Linked DNA regions of Homo sapiens: region 2 is linked to region 1. The links are chromatin loops, found by intact Hi-C in ENCODE. Cell type or tissue: heart right ventricle. All regions are shown on one strand.

Region 1 (8,000 bases):
CCTCACCAGGCGGCCCGAGCTCTGGGATCCACGTCCCCACTGGGGGCCCGGGATGGTGTGCTCCCTGCCTTGTTGACCCAGCACTGCTTGTTTGTAATGACCCAGATCTGAGCTGTCCCCTCTGAGGATGACCAGGCGAGGCAGTGTCCCCCCTGGTCACCTGACTTGGGGACCAGCCCCACCTGAGCCCACTTCCTGGATCAGCACGCATCCTCCTCCTCGGCTCTGGTGCTGTGGGTGGGGTCCTCTCTATTTTGTCCTCTGTAGGTGCCTTTTCCTCCGTACCCCTCTTCAGACCAGGCCTCTGAGATTTGCCTCCTACTCAGGACACCCAGGGTTGGGTGGAGGCCACGGCTCTGCCCACACCCCCCTGCCCCTTGGCCAACACCCTGTCTTCGCCTGTGGCTCTCCTGCACCCTGGGGCCTGGGCTCCAGAATCAGCCTCCCTTAGGCAGAATGTCCTGCTGCCCCTCGCTGCCCCCGCCAGTACCTTCCTGCCAGAGAGCAAGGGAGCAGCCAGTTGCGCTGGGCCCTGGGACCCTCCACAGGATTGCGCTGAGTGCTGGACGAGGGTGGCAGGGACGGCCGAACAGGGTGCCAGCTGCAGGGGCAGGCTGACGTGAGGGGAAGATGGAGGCAGCGGTGGGAGGGTAGTGTCCTCAGCCTGGGGGCTTTGCAGACCCTCTACTCACTGAGCAGATGCTCCCCACTCCCCTGTACCCCCATAGAGCAGGATAGGGGTTCCCTGATGGCTGAGAGGAGGGGGGTCCCATGAAATAAGATGCGGGGTTCCCACCTGGGAATCTACCTGGTGAGACTGGAGACCGTCTCTTCCTCACTCTATCTTCGACCCCATGGGTTAGTCCAGCCCAGGGAATGTAAACTTCACTTCTGGCCATGACAAATGCAGTAAGTTTGGGTCCAGGCCAGAAGGTTCCAGAACCAAGTTATCCCTGCAGGGGCTGCCAGATGGCAGCTTCCTCTCTGGAGCCCCTCACCTGTCCCACCCCAATGTGGGACTGAGAGCCCTTCTGGTCGGGACTGAAGATGGCTGGTGAAATTCCTTCTGCAGGGCTGCCTCGGTGCCCCTGGATCCTGGGCCTCTGCCCTGGGCCTGCCATGCTCCCCTTAGCCCGGCCCCTCCTGGGCTGCCAGGGTCCAGCTGAAACCTCAGCCGCCCCCCAGGTTCCTGGCCCCCTGTCCAAAGTTAGCCACACCCCGCATTCATTTCCTATCCTCTGACCTCTTTCTGCCACCCTGCCCCACTGCCCCCTGCATTATTTGCAATTATTATTATTATTATTATTGAGACAGAGTCTCACTCTGTCGCCCAGGCTGGAGTGCAGTGGTGTAATCTTGGCTCACGGCAACCTCTGCCTCCCAGGTTCAAGCGATTCTCCTGCCTCAGCCCCCCGAGTAGTTGGGATTACAGGTGTGTGCCACCACACCCGGCTAATTTTTTTTATATTTTTGGCAGAGACAGGGATTCACCATGTTGGCCAGGCTGGTGTGGAACTCCTGACCTCAAGTGATCCTCCTGCCTTGGCCTCCCAAAGTGCTGGGATTACAGGCATGAACCACCTCGCCCAGCCTGCAATTATTTAACTAACTGGTTTGGTTTGATGATTTCTGTTTGTATCGTGGGAGTATCACTTTCTGAGGTCAGGGACCATATCTGTCCTTTGACTGTGTCACCCCAGCGCCTGGCACCAATCACTGTTTATTAGGGGATCAGTCACTGTTTATTGATCACGTGATCCACTGTAGTGAGCAATCGGTATGCTTAGTAACTGTCGGCTCAGTATGATTTAGTTTCAACACAAATGCATTTATTGTACTCCTACTGCATACCTAAAATGCTCTAGTGCCTTTGGACTTCAGCAGAAGTAAAAGTGAAAAGCTCTGGCCGGGCGGGGTGGCTCACACCTGTAATCCCAGCACTTTGGGAGGCCAAGGCAGGCGGATCACGAGGTCAGGAGATCGAGACCATCCTGGCTAACACGGTGAAACCCCATCCCTACTAAAAATACAAAAAAATTAGCCAGGCTTGGTGGCGGGTGCCTGTAGTCCCAGCTACTCGGGAGGCTGAGGCAGGAGAATGGCGTGAACCCGGGAGGCGGAGCTTGCAGTGAGCTGAGATCACGCCACTGCACTCCAGCCTGGGCAACAGAGTGAGACTCTGTCTTAAAAAAAAAAAAATGAAAAGCTCTGAGGGAGTCCGGAGCCCACCCCTCAACTGTGACTTTTCTTGGAGAAATGAAACATGAAGTGTTCGACAGCCGATTCCCTCCTCCCAGAGTGCCCGGACAGCGTAGATTATAAAGTATCAGCGTCCCAGCTCATGTCATGACTCGAATGGGCCATCTCACAGTGACAATAAATCCATTGTTATTTTGCCAGGAGAGAGATTAATGTTAAACATAATTTATCCTTTCGGGTTTTATCTGAGCTGAGAAAATTTGTTACCATAGAGATTTCAAAACTTGAGAAACGGCATTTTAATGAGCTGCGGAGATGGGGGTTCGTGGGCCTAGCGGTGCCTTGTGCCGGAGACATGAGTGTGCGCAACTCGTTCTTTGATCTTTTAAGACGGAAGAATGACTCTGGCACTCAGGGTGGCGGTGGGGTGGGGACGGGAGCCAGGTGGCCCTTTGCAATGAGAGTGAGGGAGTGGACTCAGATGGTGACTGTGCCATCTGCCCTGGGTGTGGACGGGGACCTGAGTGCTTCAGGTGAGACCCCACCTGGCCCTCAGTGCCCCATGCACTCCCAGGGATCACGTGGGGCTGCCATGGTCCTGCTGGCAGCCTTGCCATATGGGGTCCCTACGGTGGGTGGGCATGGCAGGTCCCACTCCCTTGCCATAGGTGGGACCAGCTAAGGCTGTCATCTCCAGAGTCCCCCGCCCACATCCCCTCATGTGGAAGGATGATGCAAAGCCATAATCGCAGCAGTTTGGGAGGCCAAGGCGGGTGGATCACCTGAGGTCAGGAGTTCGAGACCAGCCTGACCAACATGGTGAAACCCCGTCTCTACCAAAAATACAAAAATTAATCAGGCGTGGTGGTGTGGACCTGTAGTCCCAGCTACTTGGGAGGCTGAGGCAAGAGAATTACTTGAACCTGGGAGGTGGAGGTTGCAGTGAGCCGAGATCTCACCACTGCACTCCAACCTGGGCGACAGAACGAGACTCTATCTCAAAAAAACCCCACAAAAAAACCCAAAAAAACAAAGCTGATGGCTTGTGTCTAGACATGGGAGTCCTGAGCCAGTTCCTCCGTGAAACCTGCCTTTCCCAGATGGCCACACTGACTGTCATCACCCCCACCTGGGGCTGTCCCCAGCTTTGGGGGCAGGTGCCTTGGCCAGGCCCACCTGGGGCCCAGTCTCCTGTGGGAACAGCTGAGTCATGGCTTGGAGCTGGTCAACACAGGGTGCCCGGCCACAGCTGGGCAGCCCTGTTCCCTGTCAGTGCCTTAGTGAGAGATTCGTGACTGCAGGATGAGCCTGCTGCTGTGGCAGCTTCCAGCGCTCACGCAGGCTCTGGGTTGGCCTGTGGGGGCCTTGGAGGGTTTGCCTGGAGTAGTGGCCCCTCATTTTGCAGAACCTCAGGAGATCTCCCTGCAGCACCTTACAGAGGATGCAGAGGCTGTGACAGGCAGCATTCTCCTCCCCCTTGGAAGCCTCAGGATGCTGTGGGACGAGGGGGCCTTCAGCGTCCCCTTCCTCCCAGTGTTGTACCTGCAGCTGTGCTGGAGTGACCAGGGGCAGAGGTGGTGACGCTGCTGCCCGCCTTGCCACAATTTCGCCAGCAGAGGGTGCTCATGGATAGCCGCCTTGCAGGCGCTGCTGCCGCAGATCCAGACTCTGCTGCCCCATGGGGTCAGGGGCCTCTGGGCCACCTGGTTAGCCTTTGTTCCCACTTCTAAAGAAGGGGTGGGTCTGGTAATGGATTCACGATGGCTCAAGCCCACCCACCAGATCCCAGCCCTCCGTAGTGGTGCTGCTTGTGGGGCGGCTCCAGCAGCAGGTCCTGGGCCCCCCTTCCTTGGCATGTCCCTGTTGACACCCTCCTGGGACACCGCTCCTTCTGGCCCGTTCTGAGCAGCCCACAGCCTTAGGCCCAGCACTTTTGGCTGGCCCACCGGCATCAACTAGCCACAGGCCCTCCATCAGCCCCAGGCTCTTGGCAGAACTGCAGGTGGCCCAGGGTGAGAGCATCGCTGCCTTTGCCACCAGGATCGATGGACAGGAGGGGCTGGGGCTCCCGGTCATGCCCACGGATGAGGGGCAGATATGTGGAGTGGGCTTAGGTGCTTGTGGCCGGGCCAGCCTGGGTCTGCCTTTTAATGACCTCAAATTGCTCCTGGCATGTGTTGTAAGAGGTAATTCCTCCCGTTAACATACTAGGGATATATTTTTTTCTAATTTTAAATTTGGATTAAATTCTTTTGATGAATTTCCACTTTTTCTCTGTTTTGCGTATCAACCAGGAAATGTCACAAAGTACAATTCTAGTGGCGGTTCGAGGCTGTTGCTTCCCTTCTCCCTTCCTCTCTCTGCTTCCTCCCTCCGTCTCTCTCCCTCCCTCCCCCTCCCTCCCTCCCTTCCTTGCATGCTGAGTGGTGTGACCTCATGGAGCGTACTAAGACACCTCAGAAGCAGCCTCCATCCAGAGGCAGCTCACAGCCTGAGAGGTTCTCCTGAGGGTCAACACACAGATGTGTTAGGCGCAGGAGCTGAGGGCAGGGTGTTGAGGGCTCCCAGCTGGAAGGACCAGTTGTGTTTCATGGAGGAGTTTGCATTTGCACTGAGTCTTGAAGGGGGCAGGTTTGGCCAAGTGGGAGCAGGGAAGGGCTGCAGGAGCAGTTTGATCAAGGGGCAGATGTGCAGCAGATGGCAGTGCCCCACGACGGGCAGCACAGCTTCCCAGGGTCCCGGGCTGGCTTGTTTGCAGAGAGCCATGGCTGGGTGTGGTTGCAGGGGCTCCCCGACTGCCTTCTCACCTCTGTGCTCTGTTCCAGCGTCTGCATTTCCCGAGGACTTCTCCATCCTAACAACTGTGAAAGCCAAGAAAGGCAGCCAGGCCTTCCTGGTCTCCATCTACAACGAGCAGGGTATCCAGCAGATTGGGCTGGAGCTGGGCCGCTCTCCCGTCTTCCTCTACGAGGACCACACGGGGAAGCCTGGCCCGGAAGACTACCCCCTCTTCCGGGGCATCAACCTGTCAGATGGCAAGTAAGTGGGCACTTCTGGGCAACTGTCCCCCTGCTGGAGGGGGGATCAGGCCAGCTCATACCACTGACCAGATGTGGGGCACAGTAGAGGACGTGCAGCAGCCGGTACTGAGACTCCCACAGACGCCGCAGCAGAGGAGAGGGTGCTGGGCTTGGAGTCCTGAAACCTGGGTTATGGTCTTGATTCATCCTCTGTGGCTCTGGGGAGTCACTTCTCCTCCCTGGCCCTCCATTATCCCTTTGTAAAGTGCACTAAAGCACATCAAATTCCCGCCTGTTTGTGTCAGAAGGGACACAGGAAATTGTGAGGTTATACCCAACCTTTTCCAGAAAGGATTTCAGGTATCCTTCAAGGACACAGGTGTGTTAGGAGTGGGAGTGAGCATGAGAAAAAGCGGGTCGTGCCAGCACGCTCTGTTGGGTGCAGACCTCAACACCAGGGGTTGTCAGTCTCCTCTTTCGTGGTCAGCACGTGTGAGGTCATGCCCTGATAATCTCCGAACGTCTTCAATACATGATTTCTGAATTCTTCGCCAAGACTTTCAGACAGATCCACTCCTTCCACCATTTCCCGTCCACACCCGGTCTTCTCTGGCTGCCTGCAGTTTGCCATCGGGGTTCAGAGGGCACGTGACAAGTGCTCGCATGCACACAGCAAAATACAACGGCCGCCGCCCTGCCATTCTCCCGATGGCTGTGACCGCACCGCAGGGACCACGCTCCCAGGGACCACACTCCTGGGTCCCGAGCCAGTGCCGAGTGCTGTGTGCTCCCCCTTCCCCCTTTCACTTGGGCTCCCGGCTGGGCTTCCAGGGTTCAGACAGCCATCCTTGTCTGAGGGACGAGGGTTCTGGGGAATGAGTAGATCTCATGGCACGGGGTGTTGCCCTAACTTGTCTGATTCCAGAGGCTGGGCCTTGATCTGCTCCGCCCCACCACGATCGTGCAGGAAGTGGGCCTTCTTCCTGTGTCTCGAGGAATTTGCAGCAAAATTGCTTGAGCTGGCATCTGTGATCCAAGCCCTGTCTTCACCATCTGTTTCTTTGCAGGTGGCACAGAATTGCTCTCAGCGTCCACAAGAAAAATGTCACCTTGATCCTCGACTGTAAAAAGAAGACCACCAAATTCCTCGACCGCAGCGACCACCCCATGATCGACATCAATGGCATCATCGTGTTTGGCACCCGGATCCTGGATGAGGAGGTGTTTGAGGTGAGCAGGAGGGCAGACCAACCCCTGTGCCCACCAGGGCACTCCTCCTGTGGAGCCACTGTGACTGCTGTTGGAGGAGGCTCCTCGGGCCGGGACCGGCTGGCGGTCCACTGTGGTCACCGTCTCTGTTGGTCAGAAGCCTCTGCTGCCATCCTAAGAGATGTTTGTGGCTTTCGGAAATGGAGGGGCCAGAGCTGCTGCCGCCTGTAGGCCGCGTGGGGATGGCAGTGGCCGCCCTTGTCCCAAGGGCCCAGTACGTGAGTCTCCTGGGTGCTGGCTCGGAAAGGACAGGGCCTTTGTCCAGCCTCGTGCTGAGGCTCCTGGAAACCTGCACACTCCTGCCGTCTGTATCCGAGGCCATCCTGGGACAGGGGCAGCTGTCCTCTGGGTGAGCTTGAAGGGCAGAGCTGGGCCACCGTGTGGACGCACCAGGGAGACCTGTGCCGACCCAACTCGGGCTGGCCTCACTCCAGTCTAGCTGTGTCCAGCCAGGGGCCTTGCTTTCCCGGGGAATGCCTCAGAGGCTTGGGAGTCGGGGCCTGAGCTGAGTGGGCTCTGGGACCCTCACTTCAGCCCATGGAGCCCTTCATAGGTTGGGGTTCTGCGTGAGAGAGCAGGAGAATGCCCCGTCCCACTGCCAAGAAACAGGTTGAGAGCTTCTGCAGGTGACCAGTGATCCCCAGCTGCCCCGGGTGGGGGCGTTGGAGTCACCAGGAGCCTGTAGGGGTTCCAGGGCCCTGCCTCCTGGGGTGCTGGGGCGACAGCCTGCACAGGGTCCTGGACTCTGCCCTTCCCAAGGGCACTGCAGTGACCGTTGCCTCCGCGGCTTGGGTTAGGCGGCAGCCAGGACCCCTCCACTGGGCTTCCTTGTCGTTTATGTAAGTTGGGTTTTGCAGAAGATTTGGTTTTGCACCCGGGTCTCTGTGGCTAAAACCTGTTCGAAAGCCACTGGCTTAAATGGCCTCCGAGGGCCATCCTGGCTCTGGGATTTCCTCCTCCAGGGCTGCAGAGATGGGACAAGTTAGGGCAGTGTCTCCTCCCTAAATCCCCGAGCGCTGCCGTGAGCTCCTGGCTGTGTCTACACATCGGTTCTGCATCCGGCTGCCCCCGTTTCATGGCTGAGGTGGGGTCCCCAGGGCCATGTTTCTTCTCGGTGACTCGGGGTCACCAAACCAGACACCGTGTTGACTCAATCTTGGTGTTCTGCCAAGGGCACGCGAAGGAGACATCACACGTACTAGTTCATTTCTGTGTTAAAGATATCGATGTCTGCTCGTGGGGACGGGCACGGTTGAACTGACCCTGGGGCTTTGAGCGTGTGAGAAGAGGGCAATTCTGAAAGTCTCACCTTTCTAGGAAATCATACTGGGGACCACGTAGTGTCACTGTGAACTGGACATTCAGCAGAGTGCTGGCCTCAGGGCAAGCCCACCTGGGCTCTGTCGATTGTTGGATTTGGGCCTCGGGCAAGCTGCTCTGCTATTTCTCTGTCTTAGGGTCTCCGTCTGTAAAATGGGATCACAGATGTGGCTGCTTCATGAGCTGTGGCAA
Region 2 (8,000 bases), 380 kb after region 1:
GATAGAGAATGTCTAATTCCAAACAGTTAACGGTCTTCATAGACTTTTCCTTCTCAATCTTAGAAGGTTCTTCTAGGAAACAATGCCTCGCATGGTGAAGATAAACGCGCTTGAAGTCAGCAGCATCTTCGGCTTGACTTTGTTCCCCTTCCTTCTTTACGTTGCAGTTCAATCTAATATTTCTGGGCTGCAAAGCCTGGGAAGGATGATGTCATCTTTTACACCAGCATTTGCCCATCCTTCCTATTTCTTTCTAGCCATTGCCACGTGCCAGGCACAGTTCTAAATATTTGGCACGGCTGTGGCTCCCTGACGCCACTCAGCTGGGCACTGAGGTGGGGCTGCCATCATCAATCCACCCCCAGGGAGATAAATGGGGCCCGGAGAGGGTGACTGGCCCAGGGCCTCAACAGCTCCCAAGAGGGGGGCTCTGGCTTGGCACCCAGGCCATTTGGTCTTAGAGGCCACCCTCTTACGTTTGCACATTTTGCATTTCCTGATCACGTGCACAGAGGAATGCCTGCAGAGCAGCCCCATGGTCAACACTGGCTATTCTGGGTAGGGGGCTTTCGTTACTTTTACATTCTTCTTTGTATTTTATCTTTTTAAAGAAATACAATAATAAGTCTGTATTTTTTTTTAAAAAAAAAACAGCTTTATTAAGATATAGTTTACAGGTGGTGGCTCATGCCTGTAATCCCAGCACTTTGGGAGGCCGAGGCGGGCGGATCACGAGGTCAGGAGATCGAGACCATCCTGGCTAACATGGCGAAACCCCGTCTCTACTAAAAATACAAAAAATTAGCTGGGCGTGGTGGCGGGCGCCTGTAGTCCCAACTACTCGGGGGGCTGAGGCTGGAGAATGGCATGAACCTGGGAGGCGGAGCTTGCAGTGAGCTGAGATCGATCCACTGCACTCCAGCCTGGGCGACAGAGCGAGACTCCGTCTCAAAAAAAAAAAAAAAAAAAAAAATATATATATATATATGTTTTACATACCATACAATTCACTCACTTAAGGTGTACAATTCAATGGTTTTGGTATATTATATTACTATATTTTTAAAACTGTGGTTACATATGCATAACATAAAATTTACCATTTTACCCATGAAGTGCACAAGTTTGTGGCACTGATGACATTCACCATATTGTGCCACCGTCACCACTGTCGACTTCCAAAACTTTGTCATTATTCCAGGCTTAAACTTGTACCCACTCACCAATCATGTCCCAACCTCCTTCCCCTTAGCCCCTGGTAACCACTAATCTACTTCCCAGCTCTGTGAATGTGACTACTCTAGGGACCCCATAAAAGCAGAATCCTGCAGTACTTGTCCGTCAGTGACCGGCTTATTTTGCTGAGGATAATGTCTTCAAGCTTCATCTGTGTTGTAGCATGTGTTGGAATTTCCCTTCTCTTCATCGCTGGTAACAGTTCATTGGATGGAGCACATCTGTCTGTTGATGCATCTGTTGATGGACACAGGGGTTGTTCCCACTTTTTTGTTTGTTTGCTTATTTGTTTTATTAAGATGGTGTCTCGTTCTGTCCCCCAGGCTGGAGTGCAATGGCGTGATCTCGGCTCACTGCAACCTCCGCCTCCCTGGTTCAAGCGATTCTCCTGCCTCAGCCTCCTGACTAGGCGGGACTACAGGTGCCCATCACCACACCTGGCTAATTTTCGTATTTTTAGTAGATACTGGGTTTCACCATGTTGGCCTGGCTGGTCTCAAAGTACTGACCTCAGGTGATCCACCCGCCTCGGCCTCCCAAAGTGCTGGGATTACAAGCGTGAGACACCACGCCCTGTCTGTTCCCACTTTTTGGCTGTTATGAATAATGCTGCCATGAACGTAGGCGTGTACATATCCGCTCCAGTCCCTGCTTTCTCTTCCCTTGGGTGTGTACTCAGAAGTGGAATTGCTGGGTCACCTGGTGTGTAACTTTAAAAATAAAAACCATCCTTGCTAAAATTGGATCTGAGGCCTCAGTCCACTCAAGGAAATCAATGCAGCCTTCCTCCCCAGCCCACAGGAACAAAACCCCAAAGACGGGGGTCGCACTCCAGCTCTATGGCCATGTCACAGGTCTCCCAGAGCCCAGACATTTATTAGCGGCCACTTGGAGCATCAATGTGAAGGCTGAAGGAGAAACTTGGGTCGAGGCCTGGGGTGCTGCGCGTGCCCCATGCACGTAGAGTTCTTAAGCATATAGAGTGTGTTTATTCCTGCACTGGATCTCCTCAGTAGCCCCGAGACCTGCAGTATATGGACCATTCATTCCCATTCGACAGATGTGGGGACTGAGGCTCAGACAGCCACTACCCGGAGATCCCTTCAGCTCCAAACACAGGGTCCACTCCGGCCCCTGGCTGCCTCTCTCAACGATCCCCAAGGGGCTTACAAACAGCTTTCCTCCATTCTAGGACAACAAAGACACTGGGGGTAGTAACATGAGGGGGGCAGAGAGAAAAGAAGCCTCCACAGCTGCACCCCCCCCCCAATTTCTTCCCAGCACCATCTCCTCACAGAGTCTTGGGGGCCACCCTGCCTCAGGGGCCGTGGCATATCACCAGGAATGCCACTGCTTAAACTCGTCTGAGGCTGGGAAGCCCACCCAGACCAACAGGCGGGCCCTCTGGCTTCCCTGGAGGGAGCTCTGTCCCCAGCACTCAGAGAACAGAGTCCCCACAGCAAAGGCCCTCAGGGTGCAACGGCCGTGTCGGAGGGCCCCTTCCCATCTTCTCTTCTTCAGCACATGTGCCCAGCTCCTGCACCCAATGCCCAGGGGATGCCTCCCAGATGCCAGCAGCATGGTGACAGGGGCAGGAGGTGGCATTGTCCTTGTTCTGGATATCCCTGGGTGACCCCGGTACGTGACTCCCCTGAACTCCAGCGGCCTCATCTGTGACACAGGGGGCCGGGCCACATCATCCTGGGCAGTGCTGCTCTCTGCAATTATTGAGTCTGGAGTCTCTTCTTGTCAGAGATTCTCTTTAGGGAGTTTATTTTCCATAGACTAAAGACTAAACAATAGAGAACAGAGAGAGGCTTCTAGATACCTACTGCAACCTTAGCTTCTCAGAAAATACAGGTGCTTGGGACTCTTCCACAAAATCAGGAATTTAAATGGAAAACGTGGGCCCCAAGACAGCTCCTTTAGTCAACGGGTCTGAGTACACATTAAAGGAGGGTGGAGGGAGAGGGGACATAGAGAGGGAGGAAAGGGGAGGAGGGCACCAGGAAGGGCGGAGCCAAGGGAGTCCTGGGGGTGGATACGCACCTGCCTGTAAGGGGCCCTGTGGTCCTGGCACGTGCCTATAAGAGGCCCTGTCATCGTGTGTTAGGTTGTGACACAGCTCTGCCCTCCCCAGGTGCCTTTTCTGAACCAGGAACCTAAGAGGAGCTCTCCCACCAGGGCCAGGGAAGGAGGGCACCAGGACGGGCAGAGCCAAGGGGGTTCTGGAAGTCCCCGGCCCTGGTGGGAGAGCTCCTCTCTTAGGTTCCTGGTTCAGAAAAGGCACCTGGGGAGGGCAGAGCTGTGTCACAACCTAACACACGATGACAGGGCCCCTTACAGGCACGTCGTATCCACCCCCAGGAGCACACAGACAGACTCTCGTCCACATGCCCTGTCTGGGGACAGGAGCCCAGCACCCAATGCTTGTTCCTGCTTCCACCCCTTTGCTGACCTCCCCACTCATCAGGGCTGCGTGCCAGGTGACCAGGGTTCTAACCCTGGCTTCCTCCCTGACCCCTCCTCCTGGAAACATCCTTCCTGACCCAGCCTCAGTTTACCTCATTGAAGGGTGAATTTTAAGGACCCATTCAGCTTTTATCTCCTGTCACTCCATAGACATCAAGACTTAACATCCCATCCCTCCCACTCCCAGCTGTCATTCCCCCCCCCCAATCTTCGGCCCACTCCCTGTCCAGGGGCCCAGGTCCCCAGCGCGGGCAACCCCTCTGTCCCCATTCCCGGGACCTGGAGCCCGCGAGGGCTCAGGCCGGCCAGGATGGAGTTCTCTATCCCAGTTCAATTTCCCCCGCCTTTTTGATGTCACATCCTGTCCCAGCCTGCTTCCCCGCCGGCCGCCGCCCTCCTCCCCGGGAGAGAGCGAGGCGCGCGGGTCCCTCTGCGCCACCCCCGCCCCCGCCCCTTCCGAGCAAACTTTTGGCACCCACCGCAGCCCAGCGCGCGTTCGTGCTCCGCAGGGCGCGCCTCTCTCCGCCAATGCCAGGCGCGCGGGGGAGCCATTAGGAGGCGAGGAGAGAGGAGGGCGCAGCTCCCGCCCAGCCCAGCCCTGCCCAGCCCTGCCCGGAGGCAGACGCGCCGGAACCGGGACGCGATAAATATGCAGAGCGGAGGCTTCGCGCAGCAGAGCCCGCGCGCCGCCCGCTCCGGGTGCTGAATCCAGGCGTGGGGACACGAGCCAGGCGCCGCCGCCGGAGCCAGCGGAGCCGGGGCCAGAGCCGGAGCGCGTCCGCGTCCACGCAGCCGCCGGCCGGCCAGCACCCAGGGCCCTGCATGCCAGGTCGTTGGAGGTGGCAGCGAGACATGCACCCGGCCCGGAAGCTCCTCAGCCTCCTCTTCCTCATCCTGATGGGCACTGAACTCACTCAAGTACGTGCATCCAACGCCATTTTCCTCCCTGCCAGGCGCCCGGCCCGGCCCCTCGGGAGCCCCACAAAGTCCGGGAACGGCTCTGGCTCCGCGCCGCCCCGCGCCCCCGGCCTGGGCGCCCGAAGTGCCGGGGTTGGGGAGGGGGCCAGGGCGCTAGGCTGGACCTGGGTGGGAGGGAGGGGTGCAGGCTGACCGGAGACGGCGCTCCTCCAGCCCCGGCTCAGCAGAGCTGACAGCTGCCCCCTTTTTCCTAGGACTCCGCTGCCCCCGACTCCCTGCTGAGAAGTTCAAAGGGCAGCACGAGGGGGTCTTTGGCTGCTATTGTCATCTGGAGGGGGAAGAGTGAGAGCCGGATAGCCAAGACCCCAGGCATTTTCAGAGGTGGCGGGACCTTAGTCCTACCCCCAACACACACCCCTGAGTGGCTCATCCTCCCTTTGGGCATAACGCTGCCCTTGGGGGCTCCAGAAACAGGCGGTGGGGATTGTGCCGCTGAGACCTGGAAGGGCAGCCAGCGTGCCGGCCAGCTGTGTGCATTGCTGGCTTAATATGCAGGGCTTGGGGGGCTGTGGCCACATGCCCGGCAGGAGGTGAGTGAGGAGCCCTGTGGCGTGCTGGTGTGGGGATCGTGGGCATTTCAAACGGGCTTGTCGTACCCTGAACAATGTATCAATAGAGAAAGGTCTCTGCTTGGTATTCTCCATTTTAAAGATGCATATTGGAGCTGGCAGGTCTTGGGGGAGGAGAAGGGCTGTCTGTGAGCGCCGAACTGGGAGGGTTGCTTTGGCACTATGGTGCTCGGAAGAGCCTGCCAGCCGAGGGAGCCGGGCTGCTTGGGAGTGACATTAAAATGCCCTTTCAATGATGCCACTGTGCCACGCTCTGAACTGGGAGACTCTGGCCCTTTGGAGTTGCAAGTCCAGGAAGTGATGGGCAGCCAGTACCTTGGCCCCAAGCCCCAGCTGCCCCTGACCCTTCTTTCCTTCCTCCCTTCCTCCATCTCCCTCAGAATAAAAGAGAAAACAAAGCAGAGAAGATGGGAGGGCCAGAGAGCGAGAGGAAGACCACAGGAGAGAAGACACTGAACGAGCTTCCCTTGTTTTGCCTGGAAGCCCACGCTGGCTCCCTGGCTCTGCCCAGGATGTGCAGTCCAAATCCCAATCCAGCAGTGGGGTTATGTCGTCCCGCTTACCCTCAGAGCCCTTCTCCTGGTGCTGCCCAGACGATCAGCCAGTCCCTCCTGGAGAGGTTCTGCATGGCCTCTAGGAGAGGTTTTCTTGGCCCCAGGAAGGCCTGGTGGAGGGTGGTGGTTGTGCACTGTTGCTGGACAGATGCATTCATTCATGTGCACACACACACACACACATGCACACACAGGGGAGCAGATACCTGCAGAGAAGAGCCAACCAGGTCCTGATTAGTGGCAAGCTGCCCCACAAAGGGCTATGCCTGTGTCTTATTGAGACACCTTGGCAAAGAGATGGCTGATTCTGGGTGGTCCTGGACATGGCCGCACCCAAGGGCCCTCCAAGCCTTAATGGCACCCTGAAGCCTCCATGCCCAGGCCAAAAGATGCTTTTCCTCCCTAAGTTCTCCTCTTTGTGTCTTTTTAAAGATTCCCTGTTCTGGGGAGAAACTTTTGGTTCAACTTCAATTAGAAGCCTTGTCTCAGTGGTGAAAGTATTTGTCCATCCACACGAAGGGTGCTGGACATCCGAACCCCAGCCAGCCCCTGGTCACACCCCTGCATCCTCACACCTTAGAGTCAGGGCCCAGCCAGCCACCTTCAGGACCCTGGTCAGCTCCGCCAGCCCACAGCCTCCGCGGGTCAGGAAGGGAAATGCTGCTGTTTTCTTTGCTGGCCTGGCATGTTCCTCTCTCTGAAGCTGAACCACAGGCTGTCTCAGGGGAATGTGTCCCTTGACTCAGCCAGGAGGCACCTCCCACCCTCATGGTACAGCTCCACCTTCCCCAGGCTGGCTTCTGATAATTGTGCTTTCGGAATCTTGCATTGGAGGCCAGTTATCCTAATGTGTTGGGATTTTGGAAAAAAGCCTCAGCAGGTGAAATCACGTCAACGTTTCTGAGTCTCTGAAGGGGGCAGAGAGTGGCTGGCTCAGCACCAGCACCCGAGAGCCTGGCTACCCTAGTCCCCACCTGGGTGGGCCCCACTGGGGTTATGCCAGGTGACTTTCATCTTTGACCTCTAAGATGGCATCTGGGGTCGGGAATGGGTGTGGGGGCAGGACCAGCCTGCTCTGATTCCAAGAGCTACTGGGGGACATCCATCCCCAAGCATCTTACTTTCTTGATTCCAAAGTTATGCGTTGCGGGTTCCCTGAGCAATGCTGCTCATATTTGTGAGTGAGTGAAGAAGCATGTCTGGGCTTCAGGATAGGGTGCTGGAGCTGCCTGGTGTCTGCCTCCCGCTTCCACTGTAGGTAAATTGCTCCAACAGCCACATCCTTGCTTTTAGCTCCTTCCAAGGGATGGACATGCGATTCTAGGGCCACTGTGTTTCTAAATGAGCATACGTCGACATAAGAAGATGTCAGAAACGCCTGGATCCTACCTGCACTTAAGAAATGCTGCCTGGAGGATTCAGGCGGACAGGCAGGGGGAGTGGAGCACATGGCGGGGCCATCTGTTCTCCCGACAGCTTACTTACGATGAGACACTCAATCAAACACCAACCGTTGATGGATGGCCTACGACACGCAAGGCTGTGGGGCCAGGTGAACTTTGTCCTCAGACAGAAAGACATTTCACATGGTCTTGCTCTGTGATTTTCAACAAAAGACTGGTATTTCATGCTCTTAGAGAAGCAGGGTAAAGTGGCATGGTACTGAGCTTCCGGGGCAGGGTCCAGAGGCATTGATCTCTGGGCCTTGGGGAAGGTGGGGCAGGGCAGGGACTCCCTGGGCTCCAGGCCCACCGCCACACCCCCCAGGCTTCCCTTCAGAGTGAAGAATGTTTTTTGTACGTGATAGGGTAAAAGGGGCTGGGAAGCTTTGTAGCAACAACCTTGAACCCAGATGGCCTCATTCTCACCCCGATCCCACCAGACACTGGCTGTGTGACCTTGAGAAAGGCCCTTTAACCCCTCTGAGCCTGACCTTCCTTGTTTCACAAGGAGGATTAAACAAGATGATTCTTGAGTAAAATCCCTTCCTGCTACAGACCCCCAACCCCATTCTTTCCTTGGCTCACTCATCCTCTCCTTAGACAAGCATTTCCTGGGTACCAGCTGGTTAGATTTAACTCGGTCAATTCTGGGCTTACAATGTTAAGTGAGTCCAAACCCTTGCCGCTTGGCACCTGGGGCCGGCTTGCTTTGAGGGAAGACCCCAGGCTCTGCCATAATCATGTGTTTC

Evidence for each region. A loop is a pair of places that touch in the nucleus more often than their neighbours do. Peaks named below come from ENCODE experiments on the same cell type or tissue, not always from the same donor. Only the 100,000 strongest peaks of a DNase experiment are listed, where the experiment ranks them.
Region 2: it touches region 1 in a loop (2.8-fold over the local background); 6 of 110 quality-filtered maps call a loop at or near these places.

What each region holds. Positions count from the first base shown.
Region 1 is chr9:134,694,885-134,702,884 of GRCh38, forward strand. COL5A1 (collagen type V alpha 1 chain) reads left to right here. Exons shown (of 66, transcript NM_000093.5): 3 at 5,025-5,238; 4 at 6,287-6,449. Among named protein-coding and RNA genes, the nearest start is that of COL5A1-AS1, 46 kb to the left of the region's middle. RefSeq lists enhancers at 2,984-3,808, 3,809-4,631. In heart right ventricle, CTCF peaks have their summits at 3,810 (motif pointing right) and 4,014; a DNase peak (open chromatin) is centred at 3,807; H3K27ac peaks cover 754 bases.
Region 2 is chr9:135,071,177-135,079,176 of GRCh38, forward strand. It overlaps a transcript of OLFM1 not described here. Among named protein-coding and RNA genes, the nearest start is that of OLFM1, 12 kb to the right of the region's middle. In heart right ventricle, no CTCF peak of the experiment used is centred here; a DNase peak (open chromatin) is centred at 4,165; H3K4me3 peaks cover 1,645 bases; H3K27me3 peaks cover 2,894 bases.